2 separate regions of the Mus musculus genome follow, and region 1 is linked to region 2. The links are chromatin loops, found by intact Hi-C in ENCODE. Cell type or tissue: heart. All regions are shown on one strand. Links, peaks and the distances in the headings refer to the core of each region. The heading gives the core; the rest is flanking DNA.

Region 1 (2,910 bases), core at 142-2,641, 770 kb after region 2:
GAATTGAGCTTATCTATATCAAATTCCCCTTTTAGAAAAATGACTGCATAGCTAACTGCTACTCTGGCAACAGGCATCCATGTGGTACACAGACATATATGCAAAATATCATAAAATGCACTTTTTACATGAAAAATATTCAAGACAGCATGTTACTACCTGAGAGTTACAGTATTCTATGTTGTTAACAGGATGCTTTACAAACTGTTAAACTGTCACTGAACTAACATTTAGTCTCAGTGAATACAGTGTGGCCAATGACCACCTAGTGATTTCGAATTCAGGACCACCACTCTCAGGAGGAGAAGCCAAATGTAACTCAGACAGGAATTTGGTCTCTTAGATACCCCAGCACAGTCTCTCTCTCTCTCTCTCTCTCTCACACACACACACACAACAGGGTTTCTCTGTATATCCCTGGCTGTCCTGGAACTCACTTTAGACCAGGCTGGCCTCGAACTCAGAAATCTGCCTCCCAAGTGTCTGCCTTCCAAGTGCTGGCCAAGAGCCTGGCTCTCTCTCTTCCTTCCTTCCTTTCTTTCAAAGATTTATTTATTTATTATATGTAAGTACACTGTAGCTGTCTTCAGACACACCAGAAGAGGGCATCAGATCTCATTACGGGTGGTTGTGAGCCACCATGTGGTTGCTGGGATTTGAACTTCGGACCTTCGGAAGAGCAGTCGGGTGCTCTTACCCACTGAGCCATCTCACCAGCCCTCTTCCTTTCTTTCTTAAAGATATATCTATCTATCTATTTATCTAATGTATAGGAGTACACTGTAGCTGTCTTCAGACACACCAGAAGAGGGTATCAGATCCCATTTTAGATGGTTGTGAGCCACCTTGTGGTTCCTGGGAACTGAACTCAGGACACCTCTGGAAGAGCAGTCAATGCTCTTAACCAGTCCTGTTCTAAATTAAGAAATAATAACCAATTATAGCCAATTGGTTAAAACATAATAAATTGCTTTAAAAAGAATTTGAAGAGCCGTTTCAGGAATTTTCTGTTTGATCATGCATTGTGATTATGTAGGAAAATGTTCTGAGGATGTGCATAATAGCATTTGGGATAAAGAATCTAGAAGTAATTGTAAGAGGGAAAACGCTAATGAGCTGGAGAAAGGCTACACTGACACTTTCTGTGTTGTTCTTTAAACTTTCCTGCCGATATAAATAATTTCTCCTAAAAACATCGAAGGAGCAGCGGAATGATGCTCAAAGCTGGGACGCAAGTTCTAACCTGCTACGCAAACTAAACCCAGAAGAGCGTGGAAACACCTTTCAAAACTACCGCTTCCGCCCTGCCCGTCGGCTCTTCCCGATAGGCTGGCGCCATCCCGGGGCCCCGCCCACGGCTCCCAGAAGCCCGTGCGCGCCCAGAAGCTCGTGCGCGCCCAGCAGTTCCGCCTCTTCCTGCCTGAGGTGAGCTGCCATCATGGAGACCGAACCTCCTCCTCTGGAAGAGCGGCGTCGGCTCCAGGAGGAGCTGAGCGAGTTTGTGGAGAGCTGCTGCCGGACGCTGGAGGAGGTGACGGCGTCCCTGGGATGGAGCCTGGATCAGCTGGACCCCGGGGACGAGGCGGAGGCCGAGGTGAGGGGCGAGGTTGCCCGGCCTTTCCCGGGCCGCTGACTTCTCGCCGTGGGAAAGGCGCCCGGGGAGCCCACTTCTCTCCATCCCGGTGCGATGCAGGGGAGGACAGGGCTCGTCCGGTGCATATCCCGGGGGCGCTGCTGCTGAGGTTGGCGATTTGCTTCGTCATGATATAAGGATTCTGCATTGCGTTAGATTCAGTGTTCACTTTTCTCTATCTTAAACCCGGACGCTTCCCACTCGGACAGGACCGATTGTGGGACGATTAAAGGGCGCCACCAAGGAATGGTAGCTAGTAGCGGACCCCTAAGGAGTGTATTAGAGTGAATTATCCTGACTTATTTAATAGGTGCAGGATAGAGGGAATTTGCGTTGCGCGGTGATTTCTTATACCCTCTTCATTTACTATGATGCAGTAACAAGGTTTAAGTCATATGTCGATGGAAATATTTAAGATATATGCAATTTACGTACAAGCTAATCACCATTGTCTTAAAATTGAAGTGGAAATTGGAAAGAAAAAAAACCCTTCATTGTACCTTTACAAGTATATTTGGAGTTGTGAATTAACCAATATAGTTCATGGCTTAAAGCCTAGTAACGATGCTGTAAAAATGGATTTGGGGGACAACTGAAAAAGTTTGAGGTATGAATTGATAATTTTATGAAATTTCCAGACCATTGAGAATGGAGGGCCCCACCACTCCTTCATTTATTATCGAGATATTAGACAACATCGTGATATTAACACTTAACACGTTCTAAATGGCACTGCGTTACTTCATTTAAAATTCGTATCCCAAGGAGGCTAGAATAATTGGCAGCATTTTACAAATGAAGAAACAAAAACATCCCAGTGGGATTGGCAACTGGGACTTGCAGGCCTTCTGATTTCTGAGGTGTATTTTGCTTAACCGCTATATGAAAGTCCATTGTAAAACTCCCAGATTATCCAGTAAACCGTGAAGTACATGATTATCTGATACTCACTGTTGTAACTGGCTTAAAAAATCTGGTAAATGACATTGATAGTTTTGAGACTAGTCCAGATAATTAATCAATTTCCATGTTTCATGTGCACTTGTAGAGTTTGTCATGGTAACAGTGGGGGGAGGGGTAAAGAAATGACAGCTGTTATTGTGTGGCAAAGTCTGTAATGGGGGGAGTTGAAATTTTTGTAGTACTGGTTATTATAGACTATGATGGGTCAGAAAAAGCATCTAGAAAAGTATATTCTTTAAAATCTGCGTGGGGCTAGGCTAGAGAGATGGCTCAGCGGTTAAGAGTGCTGGTTCCTCTTCCAGAGGTCCTGAGTT
Region 2 (2,910 bases), core at 133-2,632:
GTCTTCTCGCTTCTTAGCATTGCTAACCAATCAGCAGACCTAGAGAACTTGATAACTCTAGGTTATCAAGGACACACCGAAAATACATATATTGACTGAATGTATCATGAACAACATAATCAAAGAGGCTTACGTTTTGACTTCATTTTGCTTTTCCAGGATGCACTCTGGCCAAGCACCCTACCACTGATCTGCATGGCCAGCCCAACCCAAATGCTTTGATGTGTAAATTCATGTTTTGAGAGTGGTAAGGATAAGCTTACCCTTTCGGAAAACACCCCTCCCCTTTCTGCTCCTTTTCTCTCTCTGACCCCTTTCTCCCTCTCTCCCCTCCCTCCCTCCTTCCCCCTCTCTCCACATGTTCCTGGCCAGCTGCTGCTTTCTTCTTCTTCTTCTTCTTCTTCTTCTTCTTCTTCTTCTTCTTCTTCTTCTTCTTCTTCTTCTTCTTCTTCTTCTTTTTCTTTTCTTCTTCTTTTCTTCTTTTTCTTTTCTTCTTCTTCTTTTTCTCTTCTTCTTCTTCTTCTTCTTCTTCTTCTTCTTCTTCTTCTTCTTCTTCTTCTTCTTCTTCTCCTCCTCCTCCTCCTCCTCCTCCTCCTCCCCTCCCCTCCCCCTCCTTGTCCTCCTCCCTCTTCTTCTCTTCTCTTCTCTCTGCCTCCTCTCTTTCTCTGCCTCTACTCCCTTCTCAATTCCCCTTCTCATGCCCCCAAATAAACTCTATTCTATACAAGAAAGAAAGAAAAAAGCCCACCCCACCCCACCCATACCAGCACAGGGCTAGGAGACTATCAAGCCACAGAGAGGGCTGGGTTTATTATGTTCCCAAGCTCTGGGAGCTTCATGGAGGAGTAGCTTAGGGAACGTTGGGTTTCTCCAGAGTTGACAGACAGTTAAGGGTAAGAGAAGCCCACTGTAGTTTTAGTCCTCGTGCTTATATTTATCATTCAAGGATAGATGAAAGATGCCAATAAATACTCTTATCTAAAAGATAGTTCTTGGCATTTCCCTTTCACGCTACTAAGAACTTGTAAAACAGAGCTGGGGAGAGGTAATCAGGCTTCCGTAATTTACCCACCAAGCCCATTGCCCAGTAGTTCTCCAGTTCTACCAGGAGATGGCAGTAGTAATCAACGACAAAATCTTGTTGCTCGGCCTCCGGCAGCTTCTCATTGTCCTGTGGACATTTCCTGCATCTAATCTGATGCTTATGAAAACTATTTCCTCCTTTCAAAAGCACAAGCCCAAACAGAAACTAACCTCACCCTACAGATAAAGGATGTTTGTGCCTTTCCAGTTGTCGAATCCTCCCAACTATGGCTTGACTGTCAAGTATTTTCCCAGCAGCTACACGTTCGGTCCAGGAAGCAAAGCAAAAGATGCCGAACTTCCTCTGAGGGGCAGCACCCATCCAGCCACTACTGCGATCCCAACTCCGAGAAGTGGAGCGCGTGGAAGGATGCTGCGTGAATGACCAATTCTTTTTGCTATGAGAACGACTTTCCCAACACCCGAGCAGCTCAATCCAGATATTTGTCCAGATGCAGCACCCAGCTGTCTTTGAGCACGCAAACACAGGTTTCATGGCGTCCTTCTTGAGAGATGGCATTAAAATGGCTATTGCTGACACGCTGCAGAACAGCGGTAGGGCAGCTCAGACAGGGAAGGTTTGGAGAAGCCACAATGAAGTGTCCAGACAGAATTAAAAGTTTAGCGTGAGGGTGGGGGAAATCACATAATCAAATTAAGAAGTGATAATGGGGGAGTGGAAGGCAAGAAAGTCTCTATCCTTGAGTCTCAGCACTAGGTCGTGCTTAGAGTCTCTGATAGTGTATATGAAGAACCCTGAGGAAAGTTTAGAACATACTCGGTCTCCTTTCTCACCTGCAGGCAGGAAGCAGCTGGACGACCAGGGCGACTTGGCTTTGGGATTTGGAAAAGCAACGAAAGCTCTGGAAACTCCATTTCCTCATTTCCCTGCATGTTAATTAGAGATGGCAGTCCCGAACTGGCAAACGGTCAGGAGGCAGAGCAAACTGGCCGCCCAACGATGTTCAAGCCAGATAGTTAGAAACATAGATGATTGGACTTTCAATTTTGAAAACCAGACTTACAGAAATATTTTCAATAATTATACAAAGAAGTCCTATATACCTTTTAGAGGTTCTCAGAACAGTAAGATGAAAGCAGGATGCAATAATCAAGATCAGAAAATAACATTTACATGGGACTAGTATTACCTAACTTTCAGACCTTATTTAAGTGTTACTTGGTGTCCTTTTCTGGCTCAGGATGAAACAATGAATCTGTTGTCTGTGTCTCTCAAGTTCTCTTAAACTTGAAAGTTGCTGGGTCCTTTTTTTTCCCTCGTGACCTTGACACTTCCCAAGAGTACTACCAATCTTTTGATGAACTATGTCTTGGTTTGGGTGTGCCTGAGGTTTTCTCTTGATTAAATTCAAGCCAAGCTGTTGTGGCAGGAGTCGGACAGGAATGAGGTTCCTGTACATCGTATTGGAAGGCTCTCGCTGCTGACTTAGCCATTACTAGTGATCATTTTGGCCTCTTGCTTAGGATGGAGGCCAGCAAGGTCCTCTGCCGTAGTGTTACAAACTGTGTAAGTGTCTTGATCCTTAGCGTACCTTTGCCCTCTAATTTTTGCATATTCATAATCTCTACCTAAAATAATTACTACCCTGGTATTTACCAAATGGCATTTTTATTGTTATTGCTACACAGATTTGTACTTGAAAAATACATTCTACTGATTCTGGGATGTGTTTTGTTTGTTTGTTGGGGAGTTATCTCACTGAAAATTGGTCCCCAGGCTTTGCAAGCAAGTGAGCTACCACCAAGCTACATTCCCTGACTTCCTGATTGCTTTATTAAATATGTGGAGAAATATTGTGCCTCCCA

What was found. Hi-C counts contacts between places; a loop is a spot of excess contacts. Peaks named below come from ENCODE experiments on the same cell type or tissue, not always from the same donor. Only the 100,000 strongest peaks of a DNase experiment are listed, where the experiment ranks them.
Region 1: it touches region 2 in a loop (6-fold over the local background); 2 of 42 quality-filtered maps call a loop at or near these places.

Annotation. Positions count from the first base shown.
Region 1 is chr13:38,203,535-38,206,444 of GRCm38, forward strand. It overlaps Snrnp48 (small nuclear ribonucleoprotein 48 (U11/U12)), which reads left to right and starts at 1,405. Exons shown (of 9, transcript NM_026382.2): 1 at 1,405-1,594. The coding sequence starts at 1,439. In heart, for the core only: a CTCF peak has its summit at 1,265; a DNase peak (open chromatin) is centred at 1,387; H3K4me3 peaks cover 1,778 bases; H3K27ac peaks cover 722 bases.
Region 2 is chr13:37,433,118-37,436,027 of GRCm38, forward strand. It overlaps Gm4035 (predicted gene 4035), which reads right to left and starts at 2,004. Exons shown (of 2, transcript NR_167664.1): 1 at 1,879-2,004. In heart, for the core only: CTCF peaks have their summits at 1,104 (motif pointing right) and 1,328; DNase peaks (open chromatin) are centred at 1,244, 1,374 and 1,924; H3K4me3 peaks cover 1,272 bases; H3K27ac peaks cover 872 bases.